2 separate regions of the Homo sapiens genome follow, and region 1 is linked to region 2. Evidence: read pairs that join two places in POLR2A ChIA-PET (ENCODE). Cell type or tissue: OCI-LY7. All regions are shown on one strand. Each heading gives the region's core, and the rest is flanking DNA. Links, peaks and the distances in the headings are about the cores only. Region 1 has its middle 6.8 kb from the start of PRRT3. Region 2 overlaps ATP2B2 (ATPase plasma membrane Ca2+ transporting 2).

Region 1 (5,374 bases), core at 281-5,280, 420 kb after region 2:
TGGTGAGACCCCGTCTCTACTAAATATACAAAAATTAGCCAGGCATGGTGGTGTGCACCTGTAATCCCAGTTACTCGGGAGGCTGAGGCAGGAGAACCACTTGAACCTGGGAGGCAGAGGTTGCAGTGAGCCGAGATCGTGCCACTGCACTCCAGCCTGGGCAACAAGAGTGAAACTCCATCTCAAAGAATAAAAAAATGTGTGTGAGACTTTCCTGTCCCATTGTACTGGTAGTAAATGCACAGACCTGTCCTTGGCATCAGCGAGTCAAAAAGAAAAGCCAAGGTTGTTTTAGTAGGCTCTTTCCAGAACAGCGCACAGGCTTAGGGAGCAGTGCTTATTGTGTGTGTTTCTTGGAGTTCAATTTGGGCCAGGCTATAAATGAGAATTGCATCTCTTCCATCCACCTTGACTTATCACCTGATACTACTTAGGACACCGCAAATGTCTACTTGCTGATCATGGAATAGAACAGGGGTGTCCAATCCTTTGGCCTCCCTGGGCCACACTGGAATAAGAATTGTCTTGGGCCACACATAAAATACACTAACACTGACGATAGCTGATAAGCTACAAAACAAACAAAAAACAATGTTTTAAGAAAGTTTATGAATTTGTGTTGGGCCCCATACCAAGCTGTCCTGGGCGGCATGCAGCCTACAGGCCAGACAAGCTTGGTATAGAAAGTACCGTACAAGGAAAGCTAAATATTGACAGTCAACTGCACAACACAACTCAGAAAAATACAATTTAGATTTGAGGTGAGTAGGTAAACCCGTGCTTAGGGACAAAAGTCAGCTCGATTCCTCTGTTTGGTCTGTAAGGTGTGTGATGGGTATGTGTGTATGTGAAAGAGGGTTACTAACTGGATTAGGAATATTGCAGTTGCAGGTGACAAGCTGAACTCAAGCAATTAAAAAGGAATGGAAATTGACTCAATAACTAAAATGTCTGGTGGTTGGCTTCAGGCACAGCTGGGTCCAGGGCCTCTCATGATATCATCAGGACTCAGTTGCTTTCTCAAGTCTGCTTCTTAGACAGTTAGTTTTCTTATAGAGGCACGAGATTAGTAATCCTAGTGAAAAGAAAGCACCCCTTTTTAAAAAATCTAGGAAAAGTTAGGGTTGCATCTTAACTCATCTGCCTTAAGTCAACTGCAAATTCCAGGAACTGCTTAGCTTCTCATAAACTATAAGAACTGAAGGTATAATAAGAGTGATTCCCCAAAGGAAAACTGGGATGCTGTTGCCTGAAGAAGTGGCATGGGTACCAGACAAAAAATATCTTATCTTACCTTTAATCATCCAAACCATCTGGAATGTTCCCAACAGGAGGTGCTGTCCCTGTCCTTGGAAGTAATTGCGGTCTGCAAACATTTGCAGGATTTCTACAGTGTGCTCAGGGCCATGCTAGATATTTTCAGATCTTTCTGTTCATTCAACCAATAGTGAATTGAGTGTTGCCAGGCACTGCATATGAACAAGACACAGTCACAGACCTTAAAAACTCAGACTGCTAGACCAACCTGGCTAACACGGTGAAACCCTCTCTCCACTAAAAAATACAAAAAAATTAGCCGGGCATGGTGGCGGGTGCCTGTAGGCCCAGCTACTTTGGAGGCTGAGGCAGGAGAATGGCGTGAACCCAGGAGGTGGAGCTTGCAGTGAGCCGAGATTGCGCCACTGCACTCCAGCCCGGGCGATAGAGTGAGACTCCATCTCAAAAAAAAAACAAAAACCAAAAAACCTCAGACTACTATAGTACATGCTGTGACAGGGACGATCCTAGGGAGGCCATGGGAACATCCTGCAGGTCATCCAGTCAACCCGAATGCTCAGGGAAGGCTTCCCAGCAGAAACATCTCAACTAAGATGTGAAAGATCATGAGGAACTTGCCAGAAAAAAATATACAGACTGTTCTAAACAGAGGTAACGGTGTGCACAAAGTCTCAGAAGCAAAGATGTTGGTGTTTTCATGGAACTGAAACAAGACCTGCATGACCCTGCAGTGTAGAGTATGAAAGGACTGATAAACATTTGGATTGTACACTTAAAACGGGTGAATGGGGTGGGGTGCGAATTATAGCTCACTAAAACTGCTTCAGAAGACAAGATGAGGAGGCAGCACTAGGGCCAGATGGCAGAGGAGCTTATAAGTCATCCCTCAGAGGCGGAACTTCATCCTGATGATGGCAGCAGGAAGCCTTTGTAGGGACTGGTGTGAAGGGATTTGCTGCTGGGCAAGGAATGGAATGGAGGGGCAGAAGTGGGTATGGAGAGCACTGGAGTGAGAGTGAGATGGTAATGCGGTCAGAGGAGAAGGCGCAGCATTGAAGTCATGTCCATGATTAGCTCCTGCTTTCTCACACTCACTGTGTTGCTTTGCAGAAGACAGTTTCCCTCTTTGGGCCTCAGTCTCCCCACCAGTCACAAGGCTACTTTGGAAAAGTCTGGCAGGTCCTCAAAAGTTTTAATGTAAAATTTCCATATGACTCAGCAGTTCCACTCCTAAATAGATATATACCCAAGAGAAGTGAAAACATACTGGCCGGGCATAATGGCTCATGCCGGTAATCCCAGCACTTTGGGAGGCCGAGGCAGGCGGATCACGAGGTCAGGAGTTCGAGACCAGCCTGACCAACATGGTGAAACCCCGTCTCTACTAAAAATACAAAAATTAGCTGGGCGTGATGGCGCGCCACTGTAATCCCAGCTACTCGGGAGGCTGAGGCAGGAGAATCGCTTGAACCTGGGAGGTGGAGGTTGCAGTGAGCCAGGATCATGCCATTGCACTCCAGTCTAGGCAACAGGGTGAGACTCCATCTCAAAAAAAAAAGAAAAGAAAACATATGTCCAGATCAGGTGCGTTGGCTCATGCCTGTAATTCCAGCACTTTAGGAGACCAAGGCAGGTGGATCGAGCCTCCTGTAGTCCCAGCTACTCAGGAGGCTGAGGCAGGAGAATTGCTTGAACATGAGAGCCAGAGGTTGCAGTGAGCTGAGATCGCACTACTGCACTCCAGCCTGGGCTACCGACTGGGCCACAAAGCGAGACTCTGTCTCAAAAAAAAAAAAAAAAAAAGAAAGAAGAAAAAGAAAACATGTCTACACAATTATGTATACATGAATATTCATAGTAGCCACAAGGTGGGAAACAACCCAAATGTCTATCAGCTAACAGATGGATAAATGAAATATGGTATAGCCATACAATGGCGTATTATTCAGCAGTAAAAAGAATAAAGTACTGACCAGGTGCAGTGGCTCACGCCCGTAATCCTTGCACTTTAGGAGGCTGAGGTGGGAGGATTGCTTGAGGCCAGGAGTTCAAGACTGGCCCGGCAACATAGCAAGACCCTGTCTCTACAAAAAATAAAGTTATCTGGGCATGGTGGCGTATGCCTGTAGTCCCAGCTACTCAGGAGCCTGAGGCAGGTGGGTGGTTGCTTGAGCCCAGAAGTTGAAGATTACAGTGAGCCATGACTGTGCCACTGCACTCCAGCCTGGGCAACAGATTGAGACCCTGTCTCTAAAACAGTAAAATAGGTTAGGCACAATGTCTCATGCCTGCATTCCAAGTACTTTGGGAGGGTGAGGCGGGAGGATCACTTGAGCCTGGGAGTTGGAGACCAGTTTAGGCAACATAGTGAGGCCTCACAAGAAAATGAAAAAAAAAATCAGCCAGGCATGGTGGCACATGCCTGTAGTCCCAGCTACCGAGGAGGATGAGGTGGAAGGATTGCTTGAGCCCAGGAGGTCAAGGCTGCAGTGAGCCATCATTGCACCACTGCACTCCAGCCTGGAAGACAGAGCGAGACCCTGTCTCAAAACGATAAATAAATAATAATAAAGTAATTATCACTATTTTACCAGAATTTTTTTTTTTTTTTGAGACAGAATCTTGCTCTGTCACCCAGGCTGGCGTGCAGTGGCACGATCTTGGCTCACTGCAACCTCTGCCTCCCGGGTTCAAGCGATTCTCGTGCCTCAGCCTCCCGAGTAGCTGGGATTATAGGCGTGCACCACTGCATCTGGCTAATTTTTGGATTTTTAGTAGAGACGGGGTTTCACCATGTTGGCCAGGCTGGTCTCGAACTCCTGACCTCAGGTGATTCACCTGACTTGGCCTCCCAAAGTGCTGGGACTACAGGCGTGAGCCACTGCCCCTGGCCCAGAATTTTTTAATGTATCTCCCAAAATCACTTTTTTGTGGGAGGGGAGGGAGCAGGGAAGTTGGATATTTTCAAAGTAAATCACAAGTATGTCATTTCACACATAAGTCGTAGGTATCATAACAGATATGGAATTTTTTACACATAACCCACAAGGCCATTATTTCACCCGATGCAAACATGCTTATACCTTAATATGTCCTAAGACTCAATCTGTGTTCATATTTCCCTAATTGTCTTAAAATGTCTTTTCCACAGTGGATTTATTTGACTGAGGCTCCCAACGAGGCCCCCACGTGGCATTTGGTTGCTATATCTCTTAAATCTCTTATGTAACAGTTTTCCCTCCCTCCCTTTTTTTTCAAGACATTCATCTGTCGAAGAAACCATGTTGTTTGTTGTCTCTGTAGAATTCTGTGAATCTCTGAAAATGTTATCTGAATGGGAAATTAAATCTTTCAATTGTTTTTCACTTTAAGGAAAGATTAAGGGGAATGAATTAGTGATAGATGCATGGAAAATTAAGCAAATGAAAAACCAAGCAGTACTTACTGCAGGAGAAACAATGTCTGGAGAGGGAATTATTATCCTCACAGCACACTTCTTGAATCAGCTTGAATACTTGTTTCACAGTTCTAGTATTGTAAATGCAGAATAATGATACCAAAAAACTACAGAAAAATATGGAAAGTAATAGAAGAACTACATTTTCATATTATCTTCATAGTAGTCAATAGATTAACCCCCAAAACTGAAAATAATTAACATTAGCCGCATAAATCTGATGTGAAAATAGGATAAATACCAGAAGAAATAACCAGAAGTACCAGAAAGACTTGACAATAATTACTTCCAGAAAGTGGGAATTGAGAGTGAAAGGGAATGGGGTAAGGATCTGCTGATTTTAAAGTGGCATCAGATTTCACACACAAAAAAAATAAATAACTCTTGGCCAGGTGTGGTGGCTCACGCCTGTAATCCCAGCACTTTGGGAGGCCAAGGCAGGCAGATCACTTGAGGTCAGGAGTTTGAGACCGGCCTGGCCAACATGGTGAAACCCCATCTCTGCCAAAAATACAAAAATCAGCCAGGCCTGGTGGTGCATTCCTGTAGTCCCAGCTACTCGGGTGGCTGAGGCAGGAAAACGGCTTGAACTCAGGAGGCGGAGGTTACAGTGAGCTGAGATTGTGCCACTGCCCTCCA
Region 2 (5,374 bases), core at 87-5,086:
ACTGGGATAGTGACTTGGCTCCCATGGCTGCCCTCTTTTACGTTCTAAGCCTCCTTTTTTGTCCCTCCTGTCGAGTGGCTACTTAATATCCCACAACAGGTCCCAAGGACCAGCTGGGTAGAGCCCAAGCCTGTCTGTCTTGTCTGAATGTGGGAAAGGACAAGGGACCACCTAGGGTAGGACTCACAGGCTTGTTCAGGCCGAGAGGGGGATCCAGGGTAACAGCATCAGTCCCTGCTGTGTCCCAGATTCCAGGTCTGAGGCAGCGAGTACCACTGGGATCCATAGCTCCGGCTGGAAGAGGCAGGCCCCCATCACAGGACTTCTGCACCAGCCATGCGGGGCTCAGTCCAGGCAGTCAGCACCTACCCTGGGCAGGCAGGGGTGGGTGCCAGCGTCTCCACCCTGTGGGCTGACCTGCATGTGTGTCTATGTGTCTGTGTGTATGCACGTGCGTGATCTGCCCCCTGCAGCCAAACAACAGGACGGGGCAGCCGCCATGGAGATGCAGCCCCTCAAGAGTGCCGAGGGCGGCGACGCTGACGACAGGAAGAAGGCCAGCATGCACAAGAAGGAGAAGTCCGTGCTGCAGGGCAAGCTCACCAAGCTGGCTGTGCAGATCGGGAAGGCGGGTGAGTGCAGCAGGTGGGAGGCAGGGGACAGGGCTCACAGGGGGACCCCAGGCAGAGCCCTGCCCCATGCTCGGCCTCAGTTACCTCATCTGCAAAGTGGGGGGCTTGAATGAGTGCCTGAAGCCCACCTTTCTCTACCACAGCACCCAGTCTGAGTCCTGTGTACAGAAGGCACTCCATTAGCACTCAGTGATACAGAAGAGTGAAGCTCGAGCAAATCCAAGGCTCTGGTAGCAGACGGCCTGCCTTCTTGTCCGGCAATGGCTGTGAGAACTTGGGAAAGTAACTTCTAGCTCTGAGCCTCTGTATCCTCATCTGTAAAATGAGGATAATAGTTGTCCCCACTTCACAGACTGCTGTGGGAGTTAAAGGAGACTCTGCATACAAAGCATTAGCACTTGGCAGGTGCAGCAGCTGGAGAGGGTGCAGGGCCTGAAGTTCCAAGCAACACAGACTTTATCCTGAGGACAGTGGGAGCCATGGAAGAGACTTGAGCAGAGGAAGACAAGAATGGGTTTGGGCTTTATCATGACCACCCTGGCCACAGTGCAGAGGAAAAACTGAAGAGGTTGAAGGACATTGCCAAGAGCCCAGGGAGAAACCCATGGTCTGAGCCCCCGCACAACAAACTGGGCATCCCAACTAAAGTGGTAACTGCAGGTGATGGCTGGTGACAGCCCCGCTGGCCCAGCTGCAAAGTGAGCCCCCGACCCTCTGGCACGGCCTAGGCTTCCCCTCCCGGGTAAGGAGGTAGCAAATGCCAAGGCCTTCCCACCTGGCTGCTCGATCCTTTGTGGCTGTCTCCCCAGCTCTAATTATAGACACCACAGCATGGGGAAGGGAAGCAGATTACAGGCTTGGCTGTCTAAATTTAAACTTGGGGGCCTGGTGACAGCTCCCGGCTAGCTGGGAGCTTGGCTTCCAGCCCCTCCGACTGTCAGACAGGGATGGAGCCGGCTCTGAGGCTCCGCAGCTGGAGGTGGGGGTGGAGAGCTATGGGCCCAGGGATTTCCTCTATCCTCTATACCGCCATCGCCACCGCCACAGGCAGAAGACTCTATGGAAACATGGCACTGACAGGGCCGGGAACGAAGCGATGAGAACAACCCCATGGCCTTCAAAGTCCTCACTCCTCTCCCTCCTGCACCTCGGCCCTGCCAAGAATGGAGTTCACAGTCAAGCACTCCTGGGTTCACAGCCCATCTCTGCCTCTCTCTTTGGCTGAATTCCCTGAGATGGGTAGGCAGGGGATCTATTGACAGGGTGCTCTCAGGTGAGACCTGCAAGGGGCACAGGTCCACGCTAGGGAAGAAGCCGGGGGCAGCTGAGATTTCCAGAGAACTCCCAGCCTCTCCCGATCCCATGGGAGCTCTGGAGCAACCCAAATCCATCCTGCCCTCCTCTGCTCAAACCTCCTCCGTGACTCCCACTGTCTTCAGGATAAAGTCCATGGCTGCCCAGAACTCTAGGGTCTGTCCTACCTCAAAGCAGATGGCTGGGCTTTGGGACTAACACGTCAGCCACTGGATGTTGGCCATCAGGTTAAGATGGGAGTGCATTCCCAGGCACTTCCCAACAAGGGGACCCAGTCACCTGAGCAGGCTCTTCCTCTGTCAGAGTCTGCGGGTGTGAGCAGTCTCCGCAGCACCTGCAGTAGCACCTGTAGCAGATGGGGGATGGGCATGCTAAACTGAAGAGGAAGCCCCAGGGGATCAGGATGGGTCCCCAGCTGCGTTCCTACCGTTACAGCATTTCTCTTGCCTGTGGCTGCAAGCAAGTCACTTCCCCTATCTGAGCCTCAGTTTCCTCATCCAAAAAAAAGCCACCTGCTGTTTCCTCTACATGGAATGTTCTTCCCTAGGTCACCATGCGACTGGTGTCTGCTCAAATACCACCTCCTCCAAGAAGCCTTCCCTGGCCACCCTAGCTAAAGTAACCACTCCCTACCCCTGTCCCCCATGTCACTTTCTATCACATCATCCTGGCCTTTTTCTTCACAATGTGTCACCATATCTGAAACTGTCTTGTTCATGTATTCGTTTTTTTGTTTCTTGTCTTCCTCCTCCTCTAGAATGTCTGCTCCTCAAGGGCAGGAACTCTTGTCTTCTTTACTGCTGTGTCCTAGTTCCCAAACTAGGAACTAAGATGTGCCTGGCGTGTCATAGGTGCTCAAAAGGTATTTGTCGAATAAATGAATAAATAAATGATACCAACTTCACGTCATTATTGTGTGAAAGCTCAATGCAAACCATTCCTCCTTTATTCACACAGTCACTCGGCACACATCTCTTGAGCACCTACTATGTGTCGAGCACATACTATTGCCGAGCACTATGCTGGGCACTTTGCATGCGTTATTACCACATTTGAGCCTTACAAAATCTTGGGGAGGAAGTATGCATCCCCATTGTACAGAGCAGGAGACTGAGGCTCGGTGAGGATCAAGGTCTCAAGAACTTGCCACAGGTCATAAAGCAAGGAGTGGCAGAGCTGGGAGGTGAGCTGGGGTCAGCCTGACCCGGAGCTCTTTCAGCCAAAGATTTGGTCCACACCACCCCCAGCCTCCACTTCCTGGAACCCCCCAAGCATGTGTCCCTCACATTGCAGGCTTGGTGATGTCAGCCATCACGGTGATCATCCTGGTGCTCTACTTCACTGTGGACACCTTCGTGGTCAACAAGAAGCCGTGGCTGCCTGAGTGCACGCCCGTCTACGTGCAGTACTTTGTCAAGTTCTTCATCATTGGCGTGACGGTGCTGGTGGTCGCCGTGCCCGAGGGGCTCCCTCTGGCCGTCACCATCTCGTTGGCCTATTCGGTGAAGGTGAGAGGGGAGGAGAGCAGGACCAGCCGGCTGATGCAGCTGCAGCTGAGGGCCTGGGGGAATCACTGGGGCTGGTGCTGGGGTTGGGAGATGAACGAAGAAGCCCCATAGACCCCCTAGGAGCTTGGAAGAAGAATGTATGCAGGACCCCAAAACTCTGACGCTTTCATAGAGTCCAGGGGCCTGTAGCAAACCAGAGAGCCATACCCTGGCTGAAGAGGCAGCTGTTATTCAGCCCAGCCACACGCCGCCTTGCAGGGGTGCAGGCCCAGCATTGCCACATTGTCACCTTTTTCCAAGAGAAGCCAGAAATCTGGACTTAATGTAGACTCTCGTGATTTTTAGACATTGATAATCAACTCAAAAATTTTAAAAAAATAATAAAGACATCACCGTGCAAGCCAGAATTCATCCTTACCCCACCAAATTTACGTAGAAGTCTGGCGGTCTCAGTCGTAGGCCCCGCGGGCAACTGTAGCGCTTGTAAAACTCATCACAGAGGTGGCTCCCTGAAGTGTGAGGGGTAAGCCAAAAACAAAAAGGAAGTCTGATTTCATAGAAGCCTCCTCCCCTTGGGAAAGAGGCTAAAAATATAAGAAATTTTAAAGCAGTTAAATGAAGAGCTGGGGTCATGAATGTTTTCCGGGGAAGCTTGGTCTGGGACCTTTCTAAGCGCTACCCTGATGGCAGAGCTGCACCTCCACCTGCACCCAGGCCATGACTGTCTGCAGTGCCCAGTCACTGCGAGTCTGACCCTACTGGGTCACCCCCAGGTTCTCACACCCGGGTCTCATTTTCTTCCCTTTGCCCCATGTTTTCTCCACCTCGAAGGGCCGGGCGTAGGGCTTCTGTTTCCCAGTGCCCCATGCCAGAATGTCCCTGCAAGGGTGGAGGCGTGGCCATGTTTATAAACGAGGCATTCACTCTGAGAAATTGGCAGAGCCTCCAGAGGGCATGGTGAGCATCAGTTTCCAAGCTGGAATTTGGGCTGGGCTCTCCGATGTAATTTCATACAGAAAAGAGATCTCTAGACAGACGCCAGAAAGTGGCAGTTCTGTGTAACAAATACGGCCCTTATCGTCTTCCTGTTTTAAGGTTCTTGAGGAAACTCCATCCCCACAAACCAAAGCCCAAACAGGCCACAACAAGAGGCTACTTTGGGACCCAGGGCCAGCAGAGGGTGACTGTTATAGAGCCACGAGTAGGGGGCCTCCACAGCCACTTCACTGAGCCCGGGGATGTCCTTGAAAGTTGCACAGAGCTGGTTTGGGAGAATCATATACAGATGCTTTTAGGCCTCTGCGCCTTCTGCAGTTCGTATCTCTGGCACCCGCTACCTTCGCTCATCTTAGGTAGTGTTAAAGTTAGGTACTTTTACAGTCACTTGATAAACTTAGGAGAGCACCCCAACACAGGAGAGGCAGACTGTGCCCTCTCTGAGCCTGGACCTGGGAGCCACCATCAAGAGCACAGAGATGACTGACCACTTAGATCAGCACTGCCCAAAAAGAGACAGAATGTGAGCCACGTGTGCAATTTTAAGTTTCCTAGTAGCAGCCAGACGTGGTGACTCATGCCTGTAATCCCCAGCACTTTCAGAGGCCGAGGCAAGAGGATCGCTTGAGCCCGGAAGTTCAAGATCAGCTTGGGCAAATAGTGAGACCCCATCTCTACAAAATAAAATAATTTTTTAAAAAAGAAGAAAAAATTCCTAGTAGCTACATTATTTTAAAAAAGGAAAAAGAAACCAGTGAAGTTAATTTTAATAATGTACTTAACCCAGTATGTCAAATCCAACACTATTATCCAACTTATTATCAATCCAATGTGTGATCACTATAAAAATTATAAATGAACTACTACTTTTACATTTTTTCAAAATATCCTCTAAATCTGATGTATATTTTGCACTCACAGCAC

What was found. Peaks named below come from ENCODE experiments on the same cell type or tissue, not always from the same donor. Only the 100,000 strongest peaks of a DNase experiment are listed, where the experiment ranks them.
Region 1: POLR2A ChIA-PET joins it to region 2 with 5 read pairs; 2 of 35 experiments call an interaction of 5 or more read pairs at or near these places.

What each region holds. Positions count from the first base shown.
Region 1 is chr3:9,956,490-9,961,863 of GRCh38, reverse strand. No RefSeq gene overlaps it. Among named protein-coding and RNA genes, the nearest start is that of PRRT3, 6.8 kb to the right of the region's middle. In OCI-LY7, for the core only: a CTCF peak has its summit at 4,472; no DNase peak of the experiment used is centred there.
Region 2 is chr3:10,373,510-10,378,883 of GRCh38, reverse strand. ATP2B2 (ATPase plasma membrane Ca2+ transporting 2) reads left to right here. Exons shown (of 23, transcript NM_001001331.4): 10 at 474-632; 11 at 3,240-3,454. Among named protein-coding and RNA genes, the nearest start is that of MIR885, 18 kb to the left of the region's middle. In OCI-LY7, for the core only: no CTCF peak of the experiment used is centred there; a DNase peak (open chromatin) is centred at 2,323; H3K4me3 peaks cover 1,026 bases; H3K27ac peaks cover 2,240 bases.